2 separate regions of the Mus musculus genome follow, and region 1 is linked to region 2. The links are chromatin loops, found by intact Hi-C in ENCODE. Cell type or tissue: left cerebral cortex. All regions are shown on one strand. Each heading gives the region's core, and the rest is flanking DNA. Links, peaks and the distances in the headings are about the cores only.

Region 1 (10,846 bases), core at 1,740-9,739, 530 kb after region 2:
ATTTCCTGAGGCTGACTAATTTCTCCCTTGCTCCCATTCTCCCCTCCCCCAGCACCCCCCCCCCAACCCTGCACTCCTCCCCCTTGCTCTCCACTGAACCTGCAGATGCTCTGAGCATGGACATTGGATTTCAAGTCCCTGCCCAAGGGAAGATATGGAAGATAGGAGAAAGGAATAGGAAGGAGAACCTGGGGGCCCTGCATCTAGCATTTGTTTTCGTAATTGACTTTAAATGCAGACGTAGGTGCTGTTCAGTGAGGAGGGATCCAGTGTTGGACAGAGCCTCTCGCCCACTTACATTCCCTGACCTAGGGAAGCTTTTCAAGGGGTTCAGTGAGACTCCATTCATCTTCCAACATTTTCTCTGCAGTTGTCACACAATGTCTGAGACAGACTGGAGACAGGGAGAGGCATCAGAACTTGTTGCTAGATACCCAGAGATCCCCTAACCCAGCCTCTGCACAGACTACAGCTATCACAGGGCAGCAGTTCCTCAATTCCCAAGATGAGGTTATGGACATCTGCTGAAAAAGAGGCCACCTTCTTTCCAGCTTATGGGGCACATGTAGTCACAGAGCAAATTTGTTGACATCTCTTGTTTTGTTCTCTTGAGGCTTTGAAAATAGCTAAATAGGTTATAACGAGATTCGAGATTTCAATTATTTATATCTAAAACTATCCTTTGAGGGCTGAACACAGTGGTGTGTGCCTCTGATCCTGACACTCAGAGGCAGAAGCCGGAAAGATATCTGCGAGTTCAAGGCCAGCCTAGTCTATGTAGCAAGTTTCAGAATGGAAAGCCAGGGTTACATAGTGAGACAATGTCCCCAGACAAACAAATAAAAATTTCGTCTGAAAGGTGAGATTTGGTCTCTGAGCTTGGCAGCACAGGTTCTAGGTCATCACTCATTTCTGCTTGTCCTCTGGGACTGACTGCCCAGCAGGAAGGCTCACATGTGTCCCTGTGCCCTTCGCCGTCCAAGAGCACCTGCTCCTTTCCTGCCTCACATCTGCTCTCTGCAGTTCTGCTTCGAGTAACAGCAATTAAATGCTACTGTAATATCACACTTACAAGTCTTTCTGGAGGCACTTTATTGTAAAATAGGTTGTTTTTCTCTGACATCTTTGGATTGTCAAAGCAGTCTGTGCCTCACCTGCAGTGTATGTTCCATGCCTGACTGGCAGATCTGTCTGTATCTAATCTCTTTCCAATCCTCAGAGACAGGCGCTATGGTTTTGTCATCACAGCGCTCAATTCAGCATGTAATATGGGATGTGCACACGGTTGACCCGACGTACAGCATCCTGAAGGGGGGACGGGGAGTTTAGCACATTTTCTGGGCTCTAAATTCTTTATCTTTCAAGTGATGAATTTTACAAAAATAGCCAATCGTTCTTGGTGTCCACAAAATGAATTGAGTTACAGTTATTATGAGTCAGTTAACCACGGCATTGGTATTTCTTTGTGGCTGGAGTCTGAATGGGCATGGGAAATCTAAGATTCCAGGTGCTCTGTAAGGAAGAATGGCGTGGGTAGACCCAGGCTTGCTGCTATAAAAATCACTACAGCTCTCTACAAAACAGCTCTTGACTGCCCAGATAAACCACAGAGCACAGGTAATTATAAAAAGATCTTCTCATCATTACCTCTTTTTTTAAAAAATCGAGCTAGTTTGGGGGTATGATACAAATTTCACGTCTAGACTATAATAAGCCCATTTAAGACTGACATCCAAACTTCAAACAATATTTTGGCTTGTATTATATAATACTATAATTTTAAATATAAATTATTATTTAAAACACTCTAAGGCTGGAATTAAATTCTCGCTGAGTACCACAAAAACACCGAGAAGAACAGCCAGTGTCTGCCTAGTCATTCAGAGATACACCAAGTCTTCAAGGATAACACTGCCATCCAGGGAGTGTTCCAGGTGCTGAAGACATCAGCAATGACCAACAGAATCAATAATCCCTCGTCTTCACAGAGTTCCTAGTCTTATAGTTATTATGTACTTTAGTCCTACCCTTACCTTGATACACACAGATCTTATATAAAAGATAAACAGATAAACCTAAGAAGTGAAGCTTGTGCTGCTAAAAATCCTTCTATAACATTCACAACCTTAACAATTAACAATAACAATTGCTAACTTAATAAATGTGTACTATGCAAAGGGTATCTCCCAGAACCGTTAATATCTTATCTTGGATAATTTCATAAGCCCATTGGATAGACCATACTATTCTTACATCTTTCAAATAAGGGAAAAAAAAACCCTCAGGGGTGAGGTGATCTGTCCTTAGTCACAGTATTAGAAGCAGGGACCCTGCCTCTGGAATATCATGCTGCCCTGCCTCTCCAGATGTTTGTTTGATTGTTTGTTTTTGTTTTTGTTTTTTGAGACAGGGTTTCTCTGTGTAGCCCTGGCTGTCCTGGAACTCACTCTATAGACCAGGCTGGCCTTGAACTAAGAAATCTGCCTGCCTCTGCCTCCCAAGTGCTGGGATTAAAGGCGTGAGCCACCACTGCCTGGCAGATGTTTTTTAGTCAACATTCAAATGTGTGACCTACTTTGGTCTTATTAAGTTTTCAGGATGCTTAGCTTTGATGTACAGTGCCCTTGCTGGTGTGTCAGTGTGTGACGTGTGGGAAATACATGTTAATCTTCACACTGTCCTTCATAGGTAAGAACATAGAAACTTATGCTGTTATAGAAATGAAGCTTTCTCTCCATCAGTTTAATTCTTCCACAGGCCCTGGGGGTAGGGCCAGTCTGTAAGATGGTCTGCTGGGCATTTCAGGAATGCTAAGGGCATGGTTCATAAGTTCAATGCTGGTGGGCCAAGACTGCTATGGAAGTTTTCCAAGTTCCAATCCAGCGTCCAGGCAGGGACGATCTCCCTAAGGAGGTCTGACTTGGGCACTACATGAGAGATCCAGGACAAGAGGAACTCTAGGCACCGGGAGCCAAAATTTAAGCCCAGGAATATTAAGGACTTTTGCCAAAGCAGCGTTTTGGGGTAGAGGGGACAGCACTGTTTAACTGTTTGAATGGGTACAAAGCTTGCAGCCCTCTTTAACAAAAGAAGAACCTGAGATGTTTGCAGCCCTCTTTAACAAAAGAACCTGAGATGTTTACAGCCCTCTTTAACAAAAGAAGAACCTGAGATGTTATTAGCAGATTGCCCAAGTTTTCACTCTGAAATGTGGCATTAGGTAAACTTAGAGAGGTAGTAAATCAAGATGGAATTTTCAAGGCAGTTTGAGGAGAAAACAAAGATAATGACTTCAGGAAGTGAGCAGAATGAGGTTAAAGAAGAGATAGGTAGGCGGGGTCAGCTGAGCGAGGGGAAGGAAGAAGCCGTTTAGCATCAATTCACATAGATAGTCTTGACCTTGTCCCATGAGACAGACTGCCAAACCAAGTCCTAGGGCTCCCACACTTTATTTTTACTTTATATGTAGGGGTGTTTTGCCTGCACACCACCTGCATGCCTGGAAGAAGAGTGTGTTAGATCCCCTGGAACCAGATTGGTAGTTGTAAGACACCATGTGTGTACTGGGAATCACACCTGAGTCCTCTGGCTGAGGAGCCAGTGCTCCAGCTCCAGTTCTTACATTCGAGGACACTTGCAGTAGTAACTTGGAAGTAGTAACCCACTGTAATCATCATGTGATTAGCTTGCTGGGGAAATATCAAAACATGTTTATATGGTCTCATCGACTGTCCTGGGTGGGTGATAGAGGGAAGCTGCTTGTGGATTCCCAGAAGAGAGCACGAAGCTAAACACCTCAGCCTGGTAGAAAAGTCTTCTGCATGCTCTAGCACCAACCACTATGGGATTGAGAGGTCAGCTTCAGGGCATCAAGAAACAAGATGAGCCTATGCAGCAGGTGGTGGTCAGGATGTTTATAAAGCGGGATAGTTCACTGGATGGCAGAGCTCAAGGCCTTGCTGAGCCTGACCTAATAGCCAGCTATCAGGATGAGACTTCCCAGCAAGGCTAACTTCTCTCCTAGTGGCTAGATTCTGAGTATATAAAGTTTTCATGTTACAAAAGTTAGGAATTTATCAGAAAGAATCAACACTGTGGGATTTAGTCATCTTCTATAATTTGATGTTTCTCGACCTAATTTCAGTCATATCGTTTCAATATTCAGTAGTCTGGATAGGTGTGGGGAAAATTACCAACCTTATAAAATGATTATCTTATAAGTATGACATTGTATACAACTACATACAGGCCTAACCACACCCATCCTTTTACCTTCTCTTACCATCTCCCACTATCAACTACCAACCCCTCCCAGGTGCTCCCACAAATCTCCATCCCACTTTCAAGTCTCGTTTTGGTTTTGCTTTGTGCTTGTTCTGTCGGATTTAACCAAGGCCAACCAAGTAGACGTGGGTGTGAAGGTCTCCACTAGAGCATAGGTTGGTGGCTCCATCACTGAAGACAGTGACTTCCTCTCCAGCAGTCACTGACCAGGGGAATCAGAGAGTGCTGGGTTCCGTGAGAGATCCTGCCTCAATAAATAAAGTAGAGATCAAGTTATAGAGATGCCCAACATCAATCTCTGGCCTCCACACATGTGTATACATAATCATGCACACACAGGCACACATGTATGTGAACATGCATATACATACTATCTTGGGGGGGGGAAAGAGGGGGGAAGAAGGCTGCTTACCATACTATTACATGGAGGCTGACCTCTCCATCAAAATTCAACTGGCCAAAAAGTCACACATCAGCCACTGTCCTACACCTCCTACTAACATCTCCCACTGTGTCTTCACAGTAATTCTCAAGTGAGAATTTAATTCCTCAGTGACTAGCTGGTGACTGTGTTGAGTGTCTAGCAATAGCCCAATCAGCCACAGCCAGGTGTTCAAAGCTGACATATCTAAGAGTTGTTGGTTTAAAAATGAACTAAGGGGCTGGTGAGATGGCTCAGCGGGTAAGAGCACTGACTGCTCTTCAGAAGGTCCTAAGTTCAAATCCCAGCAACCACATGGTGGCTCACAACCATCCGTAGTGACATATGACACCCTCTTCTGGTGTCTAAAGACAGCTACAATGTACTTACATATAATAAACAAATTCTTTAAAAAAAAAAAAAAAAGGAACTAAGGTCTCTGGCAGCTAGATAATTATATCCAGTGTGGCCAAGAAATTCAAATCAACTGTCCTGGGAGAGGGAGAGGGGTTTTTGATTGGTTGGTTGCTTGCTTTGGTTTGGTTTGGGTTGGGTTTGGGTTTTGGTTTTCAAGTCACCAGAACGCTCAGCTTCCTGGAGGATGTTCATGTTTCCAGCATTCACATCTGTTCAGTCTTCTCTTGTCTAGACTGATATGTTCTAGGCCACAGAACTCTGCACAGCAGAACTTACTTTTGCAAGACCAACTCAATGGCTGATTCAGGCACGGGAACAACTAACCCTTGGCTACATCCAAATTTCTTCTCAAAACCAAGATGTGTGCACTGGTCTTTGGCACTATTTTCTTTATTTTTTATTTTCTCCATAGTAAATAAATTTTGTGTTATTTCAGTGAGTCTGTCTTAGTCAGGGTTTCTATTCCTGTACAAGCAGCATGACCAAGAAGCAAGTTGGGGAGGAAAGGGTTTATTCAGCTTACACTTCCATGTTGCTGTTCATCACCAAAAGAAGTCAGGACTGGGAACTCAAGTAGGTCAGGAAGTAGGAGCTGATGCAGAGGCCATGGAGGGATGTTACTTTCTGGCTTGCTTAGCCCAGAGATGATACCACCCACAATGGGCCCTCCCACCTTGATCACTAATTGAGAAAATGACCCACAGCTGGATCTCAAGGAGGCATTTCCTCACCTGAAGCTCCTTTCTCTGTGATAACTCCAAGTTGACACAAAACCAGCCAGTACAGAGTCTTAAATGATATACAAAACAACAACAACAACAACAACACCCCCCCCCCAAGAAACAAAAAAACCTTAAGTCCTAAAGGTACAGCTTCACCACATTTTATACTGGTACACATATGTGTATGTATATTACCTAATATCCAAATCTACTTAATGAGTACTGAGATCAAAGTGTAGAACATTGCTACAGAGTTCTTGGTTAATTCCTCCATAAAATCACATTTGTGCTGATCCTCATTCTGACTTCTTACCTTAGCTCCACTTTGCTTATTCATGAACACTGTACACCTTTTTGTGTTTAATTTCCATTGTTTATTGTAGCTTGGATTCATCTGGGTGTCTAGGGCCTGGCTGGTTTTGCTTTTCATTCTGGGGACTGTTTCATTGTATGAAGTATATGGTTTATTTAGCTATCCTCCTATTGATGGGGGCATTTGGATTGTTTAGGTTACTGTAACCTATTTAGTCTTCTAGTGTCTTTGATAAATATGTATTTATTTCTTTTGGACCAGTTCCCCAGATAAATATGTGGATCGTTAGCTGTGTCCATGCATCATCTCCTTGAGTCACTGCAGTTCAGTCATGCTTTAAAATGTCTCTGTTTGATTCTTATCTCTCTCCAAGCCTCACCCGGAGGGATCTAACTGTCTTTTGTTTCTGCTGCTAGGCCCATTTCCTGACCTACATTTTCATTTCCACAGGACAAGATGTAGTCACCCCTCCTGGCGGCTCACAAAATAACGCAAAGCCTACAGACTGCCAGATCTTCACACTCACTCCTCCGCCCACCACAAGGAATCTGGTAACAAGGGCCCAGCCCATCCCAAGGACACCCACGTTTTCTTTTCCACCAAGGGGGCCGGGCTTCTCCCCGAGGTTCCCTTTCTTCCTTCCAAACAACCGCCGCTTCCAGTTCTGGCCATTCTACAGGCCGCGAGGTAGACTGATCCCTTGGCGACTCATCCTTAGAAGACAGCAGCAGAGCGGAAGCTCATCTGAGGAGAGCAGGGAGAACTGAGAAGCGCAGACTTGTTGAAGCAAAAGAATCGGCGCCTCTGGAAAGGGTGATGAAACTGTTTCGCTCTCCAATCTAAAATCCCTGCGTTGGAAGATTAAGTACCCTCAATGACAGTGACGAGATTTTTTTTCTCTTTCTTTCTTTTTTTTAATCAACAACAAGGAGTTTGGATTACACATTTTTGCTTACAAAATCTGGCCGTAACGGCACCAGTCTTATTCCACAGGATATTAGTGCAAATAAAGTCTTTTAGTGGGCGGTTCTAATAATTTTTTATCCGTACTTGGACACCAGCAGTATTAATTAACCTCCACTTCCAAATTAGAGTGAAGGACATTTTAATGAGACCGTTATGAGCCAAATGCATCCATTAATAACACTCTTTTCGTACTCAACGGGAATCTTAGAGAGCAGATGGATCTACAAAGAGCTTTAAAAGAAACTATAAAGATTAAAGCAAAAAGCCATCTAGAGAAAATGGTTCTAGGTAATGCTCTAATTTTACGGGGAACTGCCCAACTCAAAATATTTTACCTGTCATATCCTAACTTACTTTTAATATTACTATTTGCTCATATTAATTAGACAACTGTGTCATTGTTTCTCCTGTGATTGTCACATAGACACATACTTCTCTTCAAACTTTCAACATGGCTCCAATCAAAAACTGGGCTTTAAAATTACCTGGACATTAGTTGACTGCATCTCAAGATGAGGGCCTTGTGCTCTCAGGGGAGTAAGAGACAAGGCCTTGTCCATGTGGCCTCTCTAACAAACCCTGCCTCTCGCTTGTGCCACTCACTTTGCAATGATGTGGGAGTTCTGTGCATGAGGCCAGTGACTCCTACTTGTTCTCAAGAATTATGTGCAAATGCTGCTGCTGTCGTTGCTGTGACATAGGAAGAAAGAAAACTCAGAAAAACACAAATGCGTGAGAACTCTGGGAATGGACATCCAGGAAAAGAAGACAGATGGTCATGCTGGCATGCTTCTTTCCCATGTCAAATGGAAAAGGAAAAAACTTAAGCCATGGTAGCCAGTAGTGTAAGAAGGGATACTTCCTTCAAATTTAGAGGCTTAAGTTAAAGCCTATTTTAATCCTGAAAATATATTTTGAAATGAACTTCACACATTCTGTGTTTGTTTGGTGGGGAGGAAAAACAAACCAGAAAAAGACAAACACGAAGAAAGATTTGGATTTTAATCTCATGTCTCTCCCTGGCTCTTCACAGCACACCTATGTGCTTGGCAGTCTCGAAGAACCTCGCTGTCTCAAAACAACCCTAAGTTTGATTGGGGCATTTCCCTTCCAAATATTAGAACTTTTGCTATTAAAAAAAAAATTAACCAGCCTGGTCTACAGAGTGAGTTCCAGGACAGCCAGGGCTATACAGAGAAACCCTGACTCGAAAAAACAAAAAACAAAAAAAAATTAAGGGCTGGAGAGATGGCTCAGCGGTTGAGAGCACTGACTGCTCTTCCAGAGGTTCTGAATTCAAATCCCAGCAACCACATGGTGGTTCACAACCATCTGTAATGGAATCTGATGCACTCTTCTGTTGTGTGTCTGAAGATAGGAACAGTGTATTCATCATATGTATAAAATAAAGAAATAAAATCTTTTTTTAAAAAAATTAATAGTTCTGGGCATAGAAGGTAGTGGAGAGAACCGGCTACCAGTGATCTTCTGACCTCCACACTGACACCGAGACACCTGTGCCTCCCCTCTCCAAGGACACCTCTCACACACAATAATAAATGTAAATACAAGTTTACAATTAAAGTCTAACCCCTTACAAGACCCTGTTAGGTAGTGTGTAAACCTCAGATTACATAGTAACAATGGATGGCAGGTTTGGTGTATCAATCACTGTGTTTGTTGCTGAAAGCTGGCTAATTCTTCCAGGTTTGACAGAATCTTCTTTAGGTAAAGTGAGATAACACTGTCCCGCTCCCTGTAATGGGTAAAGATGCCTCTATGCTAGGCAGCACACACTTGCACTCAAAACTTTGAGCTCTTATGACTTAAACACATTTCTACCATTCTTCTGGCTTCATGAATTTTGCTTCTAAAATATGGTGACTCCAGACAAGTATGTTGCGTTGGAGTGTCTCCAGCCACCAATGCCTTCCAGGGATCTAGCTTCTCCAGGGCATTAAGATGCGCATTCTTTTTAACATGAAGCTGGTTTGGGAGCAAAGGGGTCTTTCAGGAGGATATGATCATTCTTTCATGTATTTTTGGCTTTGAGGTGTGAATAACCAGGTAAGTCTACAGTTCTAATTATGTCCCATACAGATAAGCTCAATTTACTCCTACAATAAACTCAGAGGGTTTGAGGATGTGCTCAAAATTAGCATCTTCAAAAATGCTGACCCCATGAAAGGAGAAGGTTAAAGCAAATGAACGAACATGTCGTGCCAGATAATGTAGTGTGGGATCCTGAGATGGGAAGGCTGGCAGTGAGGGCTGGGGGTTGGAGGGTGGCCATAAATGATCTGGCAAACTTAGAATATGAACAATATATTTAGTAATGCTGTCATACCAGTTAAGTTTCTGAATTTGCAATTCTGGAAGAGAATATCATGTTCTCAGAGAAGAGATTCTGGGGCATTTGATGGAGAATGAGAGCCTAATTTCAAGAATTCAATCTCAGATCATTCAAGGGGAAAAAAAAATGAACTTGATAGATGCACAATAGGTAGGTAGGTAGGTGGTTAAGCGGGTAGATAATGTTTTTACAATCGATACGCCTGAAAGTAAAGGCCATATGAAATTCTTGCTGTTCTATATTGTGACATCATTTCAAAATGATAATTTAGAAGCATTCTTTTTGTTTTGGTTTGGTTTTTGTTTTTGTTTTTTTTTTTTTTATTTTTGCTTTTCGAGACAAGGTTTCTCTGTGTGTAGCAGCTTTGGCTGTCCTGGAACTCACTCTTAGATCAGGCTGGTCTCCAACTCACAGAAATCTAATGCCAGTTAAATCTTTTTCATGTGTTTGTTTGTTTTAAGATTTATTTATTTCATGTATGTGCGTACACTGTGGCAGTCTTCAGACACACCAGAAGAGGGCATCGGATTCCATTACAGATGGTTGTGAGCCACCATGTGGTTTCTGGGAATTGAACTCAGGACCTCTGGAAGAGCAGTCAGTGCTCTTAACGGCTGGGCCTAGAAGCATTCTTAAAGACAACACAGAGAGGCTGGGTCGATGGCTCAGCAGTTAAGCATACATAGCAGTGACCTGAATTTGCTTCCTAGCACCCTCGTCAGGCTGCTCACAACCACCTGTAACTTCACTTCCAGGGTATCTGATGTCCTTTTCCAGACCTCAAAGGCTCCAGCATTCGAGTGTGCACACACACACACAAGAACACATATATACACATAATTAAAAAATTTAAAAATCTTTTTAAAAACACACACATAGAAGTTACTCTTATATTTATCCTTGCCTTAAAGAGAAGTGAAAAAATAAAACCTCACCCCCACAGACCTCACTGCCAGCCTCTTAATGATTCTCACATTAGCTGTAAGGGTTCTGAGCATCTAGACCAATGGTTCTCAACCTTCCTAACACTGCAACCCTTCAGCGTAGCCCTTGTGTTGTGGTGACCCCCCAACCATAATTGTTTCTAAGTAATTTTGCTACTGTTGTGAATCATAATATAAATATCTGAAATGCAGAATATCTAATATGTGACCCACATATCAGATATTTGACCCTAAAGAGGTCAGCTCAGGACCTTTGGAAAATTCCACCAGGCCCCAGAACATGAAGGCCCCTTCCCTCCTGGAAGAGAGAGGTCATGGAGCACATAGGCACCCCTCCCCTCTGGAAGGGAGGGGCTGATTACATTCCTCAGAAAAACTGCAGGACAGACTGACTGTTGGCTGCCTGCAGATATGGGAAGCCCCTAC
Region 2 (10,846 bases), core at 1,704-9,703:
CTGTGTTAGCAACTGACTCCAGTTCCCATCCGGATACCAGCTAAACAGAGTACCAGCTGCATCTATCTAAATCTCCTGCCACCGGGGCAACCCATCATTGGCCATTTGATTGATTGATTGATTGGCTGGTCATTTGATTGATCTGTAACATGTCATTTACCATGGGTTCAGGTTCTTCCCACTTTTAGGGTTCAGCTTCTAATCAGAATATTACCTATTCTTATAAACCTCACACTTCCCCCTCGATGCCTGCTACAATACCTTGTACAATTTAAGCTTCCAATAATTCTGTTTCACTTGACACCTAAACCTAGACTGTCAAAACTGGAAATAGTATAAATCAAAGAAAGCAAGAAAGGCATGGATCTCAAATTTTTTCTCTAGTTGAAGACTGAGTGTTCATATGACCTACAAAGAGGTTTGGTGAATATAAAACCCAAAAGTGAAGACCCATTCTAGAACTCACTTTACCAAAAGTATGAAGTCTAAAACAAAGGTGAGCTTTGTGGTAGTCTATTTTGAATCCAGATGAGCTGTTTTATTTGATGCTTATAAAGTTAACTGATGAACGATCCCCAACTAACAAAAGGAAAACTTTAAGCTATTTAAACACAAGTCTTAGTTAGACTAATAGCCACTACAAAGGGGAATATCACTGCCAGCTCAGCCAACAAAACCAGCACTGTGAGCCTGGCTTGACACCAACAAAGTGACACATCAAGAGAGAGATGTCACCAGAGCCTGTGCCCCATTTTTTACATCACATGAAAGAGATGACATAACAGGCTGTGCCCCCATTCTTTGCTCTACATCTCATGAAAGCATCTGGCATGGAGAGGAAGATGGTGGGTGCTCACTCCGAGATCCACTGGAAAAAAATCTAGATGCTTACATGGCTTTAGCAACAGGACATCTAGGATTGGTTAGAGAGACTGAACGGGAATTCTATTAGAAGCAGAACATTGGCGAGTAAGATGAAATAAGAATATGTTGTTATGTGGAGGAGAGAGAGAGGCTCAGGGAAACCTGCTGTGGGAATCTGGCTGGCTGTTGAAATGATGAAAGGTTGAGAGCCAGAATGAAGCATGAACATCCAGCAACCTACAGTGAGAGCCTTACGTGAAACATGAAAGTAAATTCTGAAATACATGTTTCATCCTAATCCTGCTTCAAACATATCTCCTTAGAAATCCACCTCAGCCTCAATTTATATAACTTCAACCTTCTGAAATAACAACAACAACAACAACAATAATAATAATGGTACTTTAAGTGTTTGGTATTTGTTCTGGCATTTGTTTTGTTTTGGTTTTAACTAAACCATGGAATACGGAGGTGGGGAGGAGTGAATGGCTTGTTGTTAATGCTTTGATGACCTTGAGCTCAATGATTACATACAGGAATAGAATTCCCTCTGCTGAGGAGGCCATGATAATGTTAAGCTTTTTGAAATGAGTGGAGTCCTGACACACTCAAAGTTGGAGCTCTGTGCCTCTTCACAGATTTGAGCACTCTGAAGCCTGATGCCCAAGATAACAAGTCTTGGCCTATAACTCACCATTAATACTTGGTTCCTAGCAAGCTGTTCATCATTTTCTCCTTGGATTCCTTTCCTACTCATTTATTCTGGTAAGCCACGAACTTCTTAAAATAAATAGAAGTGGAAAACAGCACAGGTCAGGCACAATAAATAAGGTCTCCACCAGGCATTTAATATCAAAACTTGCCTTTTCTAGAGGATTTGAAAGAAGCTATTGGCAGTCCTAGAAAGCCTCCCTAGTTGAGAAAGCAGAGTCATGGTGGTTTTGTGCAGTCTAAATAAATGCTAAGACTATGTTAAGGTGGGGCAGCAGGAAGAACAGGTCCAGAAGAAGTTATCTCATCCATGGTGATCACAAGTATCTTGTGTATTTGTCTAGCACAAGCGTGTATATGTGACACACTCTGAGAATCAGGTTTTCTTCGCCAGAGGTCAACATACACGTTGGCTCTTTCAAATTCTTCGTCCACAAGCCCATCCATCCTCCCTCTGACTTTGAAAAGCCAAGGTGGTCTAGCCTTAACCTGCCACAGGCAGCGAAGTGCTCAGCACTTGATAAACCTGTCATGTTGTCTTCCACAGAAAAGCAATTTTAGTAGTGAAAAGAAAGAGCCAATAACTCTCCCAAGTGTATCCAATTCTACAGCTTCTTGCTAAGTACTGCATTACTCTACCTTCATCTGGCATTATTCAGTCTAGTATCTCCCTCGGCTTGCTAGTACCTGGTAATATTTATGGAGCACCAACCTGCAATGGATGCTAAGCTGAAGTATTTCTGGCTCTGTATTCATTCATTCTTCACAGTTGATGCATGAGATGGTGAACACCGTTAAAATGAGTGAACTTTCCATGGTGGGAACAGGAAGAAAGGTTGATTTACTATAGCGAAGAGAAGAGATTTGGATCTAAGAGTACCATTGCCTACTGCATCTGTATCGCAACTGTTTAAATGATCCCAAGCTCATGTGCCAATCCCTAGATTCAAGGTGCTTTTTATCTCTAGCCTTGGTCTCATTGCAAGAAAATCCTTCAGGGTCTCTTGTGTTGTTCAGTTTTTAAGAGTACTCTCATGTTTGAGTATTGAGTTTGGGTTTTCTACACTCCATTCACCTTACTCTTAAAAACTCTGGCTGATTCTCAGCCTCCAACACCACTCCTGATAACATAAACAAAACACTGCACATTAGCATCTGAAGGCTCCAGCCCTTCATCTGGCCCTTGCCCCTCCATGGGTTTATTAGGAATCAAACCAGGACTGTCCTGAACAGGTACAACCTACAGCCCCACAAGAAAAGGTCAAAGGTAAAATAGAGCAAATATAAAGAATAATTTATACTTCTGTTCCTCCATTTTTAATAATTGCATTTTAAAGTTAGTGATGGAAACGCTGTTTTCATGTCAAAGCATCCATCATACCCAGTCACGAGTCTCCTTTATTTCCATTACAACATCCTCTGAAACTGTCCTTCTGTGCGCATGTGTACATTGAAGATAAGGGCACAAAGTGACACTTGCCAGGATTTAGTAGGTTCCACACTGGGCTGTTGAAATGGATCGTTGTGTTGTCATGAAAAGCAAACATTTTAGTACAATTTATTAGATTCATTTTTTTATTTTATCTTATGCTATGTGTACTTTGCCTACACGCATGAGCATATCTACTGTCCACAGAGGTCTGAAAAGGGTGTCGGGTTCCCTGTAGCTTTCCACCATATATATAGGTGTTGAGCCCCTATCCTCTACAAGAGCAGCAGTACTCTTGAGCACTCAGCCATCTCTCCAGCCCCATCAGACTTGTTAACTTTTAACAAACCAGTGGGTACAATTATTCACATTTTTCAAAGGCCAATTTGCCAATTTAAATCAATTGAAAATGTCTTTATTTAACTCTTTTCTCTCATGCATAAATCAATAAGGAACTTATTGATGTATACATAATTATGTAGCATGAGTATGTGGGGAAATTGCTAATACATACTGGGCAGCACAGGCAAGCATCACAAAGGGATTGCCTGCATTGACCTAAAGATGCATTTGTAGTCCTCCTACTCTGTGTCAGAGCACTCGCCCTTGCCTAAGGTCCCTTCATGTAACTGTTTTAGAACTTTTGAAACACTTTTTCTTTTTAAAACACACTATCTCAAAATAACAACAAAAATCAATGTCTTCTTTATTTATATATTGTAAATACATTTTAGGAAAAACATGTTCCTAGGACCCTCTGTTTCTACCCACCTCAGCAATTTATAACATCTCAAAGAGCATGAGAATCTTAAGTGGTTTACACAAGCTGAGAAAGGCTAGATTAAAGCAATACTTTGCAACATTAATGTTTGTTCCTTTAAATGTCTGGGATAGTACATTAGCTAAAAGCAAATATTATAAAATGCAAATAAAATAGATCACTAAGAATCAAACTTCATCAGGGTTCTCCAGCCAGCTGTTAATTTTGATCCAACCAGAACTTTCCATCCTTGGGGTGTAGTAGTTAATGAGGGCTGAAGTCTGGCTGTAGTTATGACTACAACCAGAGGATACACTGGAGGGGTCCTGACAGATGAGGACTCTCAGGGATCTTCATGAGAGGGAGAAAAATAACAGGAAACAAATGTAAATACAAACTAAAGAGTCTGCTAAAATCCCTAACGGTAAGAAAGCCTGTCACTGTCCTAAGCTACATTGTCACAGCTATGGCTGGACACTGTGGTGATTTTAGTTGAAATTGAGGGAAACAAAACAAGAAAACACTCTATAGATAAAAAGTTTTAGCACACATAGTATTCTATTGTTAAATTTCACTTTATAAGTCTTGATAGATAGTACATGATCAGGCCCATTTATCTTTTCTTTTTTTTTTTAATTAGTTATTTTCCTCGTTTACATTTTCAATGCTATCCCAAAAGTCCCTCATACCCACCCCCCCAACCCCTTACCCACCCACTCCCCCTTTTTGGCCCTGGGGTTCCCCTGTACTGGGGCATATAAAGTTTGCAAGTCCAATGGGCCTCTCTTTGCAGTGATGGCCGACTAGGCCATCTTTTGATACATATGCAGCTAGAGTCAAGAGCTCCAGGATACTGGTTAGTTCATAATGTTGTTCCACCTATAGGGTTGCAGTTCCCTTTAGCTCCTTGGGTAATTTCTCTAGCTCCTCCATTGGGGGCCGTGTGATCCATCCAATAGCTGACTGTGATCATCCACTTCTGTGTTTGCTAGGCCCCGACATAGTCTCACAAGAGACAGCTATATCTGGGTCCTTTCAGCAAAATCTTGCTAGTGTATGCAATGGTGTCAGCATTTGGAAACTGATTATAGGATGGATCCCTATCTTTTCATGTTGGCTAACGTTCACCACTTAGATATTTTTACGACTTTGAAGATGGAAAATAGTCATGTGGAGGCTGCTGCTGCTCTGAATTCAGCAGAAGTTATTCAATGCCAAGCTTGGACAATGTGTTTCCACCCAGAGCTGGAAACCTCTGTTTACCAGTCCCTATGCAATGCCTGTGCATGGGGAACCAGGAACTTCTCTGCAATAGTTGCCACTGTTTTGCTGACCAACTGACTAAATGAAAAAGCCAGTATCATTTCACTGGGACAAGCTCAACCTGCGGATTGGGCTAGCAGGGACTGATCTTCCTCTTGGAGTAGCCGCCTGGTGTTCATAGGGTTGACATGTTAAAACAGAATAAGCATTCTGTAAGAATCATGCCTGAGAGTATTAAGCAAATCAATGTGAGAGCTGCAAAGCATTATGCGGCCCCTTCCAGGTAGGTGTGGCCAGCCACCAGGCTGCTCTGGGTACCCTAGGCAGCTGCTTCCAGGTCTTCAGAAAACAAAAACAAAACAAAAACAAAAACAAAACAAACAAACAAAAAACTGTGAGCTGAATTCACCTTTCTTTTTTGAGGCTAAAGGACCAGTGAAGCAGGTGAGGTGATCTATTTATACATTTGCATTGTTTGAAATGGTCAGATCTATGTCCCAGAAGTACTGGAAGAGATGGGGGGTCTTCAATGCTAAAATACAGTTCTGCTTACTGAACCTTATGCACAGTGATTCAGTTCACACCTCCCTCCTCATCCTAACCAACGCATGGAAGAAAAGCCTAACTCAAATTAATTGGAGAAATTAATGAATCTTTGGGGCCACGTAAGAAATAGCATGCTTTGATGCAGCCACGAGACCCATTAGCTGCCTAAAGAAGCAGCTGTGTGTGTGAGCTTCCCAGATTATTCCTGCCTCAGAACAGCAAAGCCATTGTTCGTGACCTTTTGCACCAATAGACTATATTGGTATGTCTATGCGCCAGTTTCAGGGGAAAGGTTGCAATGGACTCATAACTTTCAAAAGAAAATGTGACTGAACTCTCCCATGCAGTTAATGATGCACATAAAATATTTACCATTTTGGGTTCCTTTGATTTGCTTTCAAAAACTGTTAGATATATGCCCTGAAAAGAGGGGAATATACAGAAACCCTACAGTAAAACTGTGGAGTCACTTGCTTTTGCATTAGCTGTATACACTTCATGTGGATTATAAACATCTCTCTGTGTCATTATGCATGTTTTAAAAGCAGAGTGTTCTGGAACATCGACTTTAAGAATCTGTATTTTTAAACATGTGGGGTGTTCCAAATTCGTGGGTATAAATAACACTGAGAAACATGCTTATACATAAATCTGTCTGCATGTTTCCTTGAGACACATTTAGAAAAGCCGAAGTGCTCAGTCAAAATATCCTATTTTTAAATCTTTCGAGAAGTATAGTAAAATCCCAGCAGGCACTTTGATTTATATAACAACAGAAAATGAAAAATAAATACCCATGCTTTGGAGTATTTGCTGGCAAGAGCAACATACAATGTGGCCCACTCTTCCCTGGGATAAAATTCTTCACTGTCCAGGCAGTGGCTGATCCTGTGTGACCACCAGGTGTCAGTCTAAAACAGAACAAGCTGAACTACACCTAAGAAGGGAGGTTCTCTAAGGCTTAAAGACCTCCACATCCTGTTTTTTCCCCAGGTTAATAGGGGATTGGGGCCTTATTAAAAATTCAAAATAAAGAAATAGATGATTACAGACAGACAGACAGGCAGGCAAGCAGACAGGCAGGCAGCAAGCAGGTAGGTAGGTTGATTCATAGTTACCCTCTGCAGGTTCTCAAGTTTATAAATGATCATGAGACACAACTAAGGCAACGAAATGAAAACCAAGTCCGCTGAAATGCTGAATGGGCTCTCATGAAAGTCTCTGATAGCTTGAAACTTCATCTTGGCAAGAATATTATAAGGAGGTTCTTATTCTGTGAAGGTCCAACTCTAAAGTTCAGTACATCCTTCAGAACCAACCAAGAATTATAGATGTAAACTAAGACATCCAAGGACATTTTTAGGTGACACTTTTAGGGAAACAGCAAGAGAGAGAGACAGAGACAGAGAGACAGAGACAGAGAGAGACAGAGAGAGAGACAGAGAGAGGGACAGAGAGAGGAACAGAGAGAGACAGAGAGAGAGAGATACACCCGCACGTACTGCATCTTTGCATTCCTGACGCAGTAATAATGATTAAGTCAGCAGAATCTCTGGAGCTGGGGGTGAGGATGGGGAATGCAGCCTTGATGACGAGCATATTGATTGACTCTCAGAGCAGGAATGAGCATGATGAACTCAGTGGAATCAGAATGTAAGAGCCAAGAACATAAGAAAATATCAAAAGATTTCCACACCATGGTTCTACAAGCACTTAAGGAAAGCAGCTGGTGAGAAGATTTCTTTAAATCACTTCTGGATGCCCAGATTTTAGTAACTAAAGTCTACATCTACTTTAGTAACTGAACTGACATCTACTTCAAACTTTTCCCCAATTTCCCTCTTTCTTTTCTTGACTGTGTACTATTTCATTCTCTGACCTTTGCTCTCTACCTCTTTCCTAGACCCGAATCACACAAGATGCTGGGAATTTCATGACAAAATTTGTTTACCAGGATGATTTAACAGAACCTTATAACCTGAATGGCCTAAATCATAAAAGACTATTTTCATATAGCTCCAGAGGATGGAAGTCTAAGGTCAGGTGTTCATAGATTTGGGTTGCCCAGAGACCTCTCTTCCTGGTCTGTAAGTGACCATCTGCCTTCTCTGCCATGCATTCACATGGCCTCTGCCTGTGCAGTTATATCACAAGTGTCCAGCTCCCTCTTCTAAGGACATTAAGTTGAATTAGGGTTCATTCTGACAGACTTGTTTGAATTCCATCATCACTTTAAGAACTCTGTCCCCAAAGTCAGTCATGTTCTGAGGTACTGGGATATAAAGCTTCAACATGTAAATTGTTAGGGAACAGGATTCGTTTGCTCTTTCAGAAGCTGGATAAAGGCTTTGGTAATGAGAGCAGAGAGGACTCAGAGCACTTTGTGGAGGAGAGTGTGTGAGGGGCAGACTGAGGGAAATACAGCAGCTCTGGGAGGAGTGGACATGAATAGAGCACTGGTAAATACACCTACTTTGCCAGCTTACTAAAAAATTATTTACTCGAGAATGAATGTTTTCTGCCTTTAGTTGTAGGAAAGAGTGGAATGCAGGAATACCAGCCTGGTAGGCAAATAAAAATGAACATAAAATAAATATTCAGGGACAAAGTCTTTCACTAGTACAAGGCTGTGACTCAGATGCCACAAATCCATTGTGGTCCCCAAACCAAAAAAATAGAAGACACTGAAAGGCATAAAAGTCAAACTGTCCCTGGGCATGATGGCGCACATCTGCAGTCGCAGCACTTCATCAGAAGCAGAGGCAAGCAGATTTCTAATTCTGAGGCCAGCACTGTCTACATAATGACACCCTTAAACAACAACACCAACATTCTGTTGTGTTCAGTATGAAAGTTGTCCTGCATTGTGTTCGCTGAGGTGCATTTACTCAGTGACATAAGGAGACAGAAATAACTGCACTTTTCCACAGAGGGAAATAAATTAACTCTCGAGAGTCTTCCTAGCCTCCTTTAATCTATTCTTGTTCTGTTAGGGGAAAAAAAAGATAACTGATCAAATATGCATATTTGTTCAGGAAAAATGCTAACAAGGTAATGAAAGAGAGAAAGAGTGGGTCTTTACTCCGAAAAGCTACCTGTCATTGCTCTTATGTTTATCAGCATTTGCTAAGATTTATTTTTATTTTTAAAATATATTTGAATTTTTTTATGATATATTTTGGCCACATTTCCCCTCTCACGATGTCTCACAGTTCCTATTTATCTCCCTATTCACACAAATTCATATCTCCCTCTCCCTCTCCCTCTCCCTCTCCCTCTCCCTCTCCCTCTCCCTCTCCTTCTCCCTCTTCCTCTTCCTCTTCCTCTCTTATACAGACACACCACCACAACAACAAAACAAACAAACACAACAAAAAGCTTATAGAACAAACACACAAAAACAAAACCCCGTGCAGTTCACTTTGGATTGGACAACTACTGCTGGGCCCAGAGCCTGACCTAGAGTGAGGTTGATACACCCAGTGACACTCCATTGGAGAAAAGTGATTTTCCCTTTGCCATCAGGAATTAACTGTAAATAGCTTCTTGGTTATGGGTCAGAGTCTGTGTCTACTCCTCCTGTCAGTGCCTGGACCCCATCTGGCTTGTGCGTGCTGCCACAGTCTTTGTGAGTTCATATGTATTCACAGAAGCTTCACCCCTACTGACTAATATCCATTATGGTGTTGTAAGCTTCTCTGCATGCTACTAGAGGAGGAAGATAAGCATTAATATTACCCAGCTACAAATCTCATGTCCTCTAACAGTGATCAGCCTGCCTGCAAGATATATTGATGCAAACACGGCACAAATCTTATAGATGTAACCAACTGCTTTCTGGTTGAATTTAATACCCACTCCACGAAATGGAAGTCTGTCAGATTCTGCTAAAGAGACCAAGAACCTGAAATGAGATAGGTCGTGGGCCTAGGGAAAATAATAGCTAATTATTGATCACTTCCATAATACCATTCAGCATTTGAAATGTTGTTCAAATGCATTGTGCCTCTTGAGGCTCATAATGATTGAGGCAATTGAATTCTCTGGTTAACACATACATTAGAACAAATTAAGAGCTTGGATGTATTAGAATATAATTGGGAGTCAAAATCTTTAATGCACTTGCTCCAAATGACACTGATAAATGGAGATACCAACAGCTGAAACACGTGTTTTACATTAAAACCCATTTTTCTTTTTACTCCACTACCATTTATACATTTCTGCAATGTCTTGCCAGTCTTTGTAGGTACTGTGAACACAAAGATGCACACACCTTCATTTTTGCCTTTACAATTCATCTAGTGAACAGTGATGATATGAGAAAAGCCACAGAAGTTTAGAATTATAGTGGTAAGTTGTGAAGATGCAGATCAAAGATGTGCACAGGCATTGTTTAATGATATGAAGATTTACTTTACCTGATTCCAAATAGGAATGTTTATGATTTTCCCCTGAAGCTCTTCAGGACTGGATAACATACGAGAGAGGACACCAAGTGTTGGTTGCACCATCCAAGGCTGGGAGTGAACAAAACAAGTGCAACAATAGGATCACTGAGGGTTGGTTAGAGTGGCTGAACCAGGTATGAAAAGCATATAGGTAAATTTGATATATTATATATAATATAATGCAGTTATGTGTAATATATGTATAGAGAGAATGTATATGTGTGTATAATGTATAACATATATACATTCTGGTTCATATCTCCATCTGCACTAATGATCATCTCATCACCACCCACCTCCACTTCACAGCTCATTCTGCCTCCCAGGAGACCTGCTCTAACCCAGAGCACACAGCACCATCTGTGGAAATAAAAGCAATAAAGAAAGCACAAATGGAGGCAACCCTGGAGATGGAAAAACTAGGAAAGAGAACAGGATATACCGACACAAGCATCGCCAACATAATACAAGAAAAAGATGGAAGAGAGAATCTCAGGCATGGAGGACACTATAAAAGAAATTGATTAACTGGCCAAAAAAAAAAAAAAAAACCATCAAATGTAAAAAGTTTCTAACTCAAAATATCCAGAAAAAATTGGGACACAATGAAAATACCAAACATAGGAATACTAGGAATAGAAGAGGGTGAAGATTTCCAGTTCAAAGGGTCAGAAATATCATCAACAAAATCAGAATAAAACTTCCCTAACCTAAAAAGGGGATGGCTATAAACATACAAGAAACCTATAGAAAGCCAAATAGATTGGGTCAGAAAACAAAATCCTCCTACCACATAATGATCAAAACACTAAATGTACAGAA

What was found. Hi-C counts contacts between places; a loop is a spot of excess contacts. Peaks named below come from ENCODE experiments on the same cell type or tissue, not always from the same donor. Only the 100,000 strongest peaks of a DNase experiment are listed, where the experiment ranks them.
Region 1: it touches region 2 in a loop (2.3-fold over the local background); 15 of 42 quality-filtered maps call a loop at or near these places.

The regions. Positions count from the first base shown.
Region 1 is chr5:91,988,038-91,998,883 of GRCm38, forward strand. Odaph (odontogenesis associated phosphoprotein) reads left to right here. Exons shown (of 2, transcript NM_001177577.1): 2 at 6,608-7,280. The coding sequence ends at 6,924. Among named protein-coding and RNA genes, the nearest start is that of Odaph, 6.0 kb to the left of the region's middle. In left cerebral cortex, for the core only: a CTCF peak has its summit at 6,634; DNase peaks (open chromatin) are centred at 6,682, 7,827, 9,045 and 9,404; H3K4me3 peaks cover 472 bases; H3K27ac peaks cover 469 bases.
Region 2 is chr5:91,458,840-91,469,685 of GRCm38, forward strand. No RefSeq gene overlaps it. Among named protein-coding and RNA genes, the nearest start is that of Gm42110, 14 kb to the left of the region's middle. In left cerebral cortex, for the core only: a CTCF peak has its summit at 6,469 (motif pointing right); DNase peaks (open chromatin) are centred at 5,011, 5,803 and 6,369.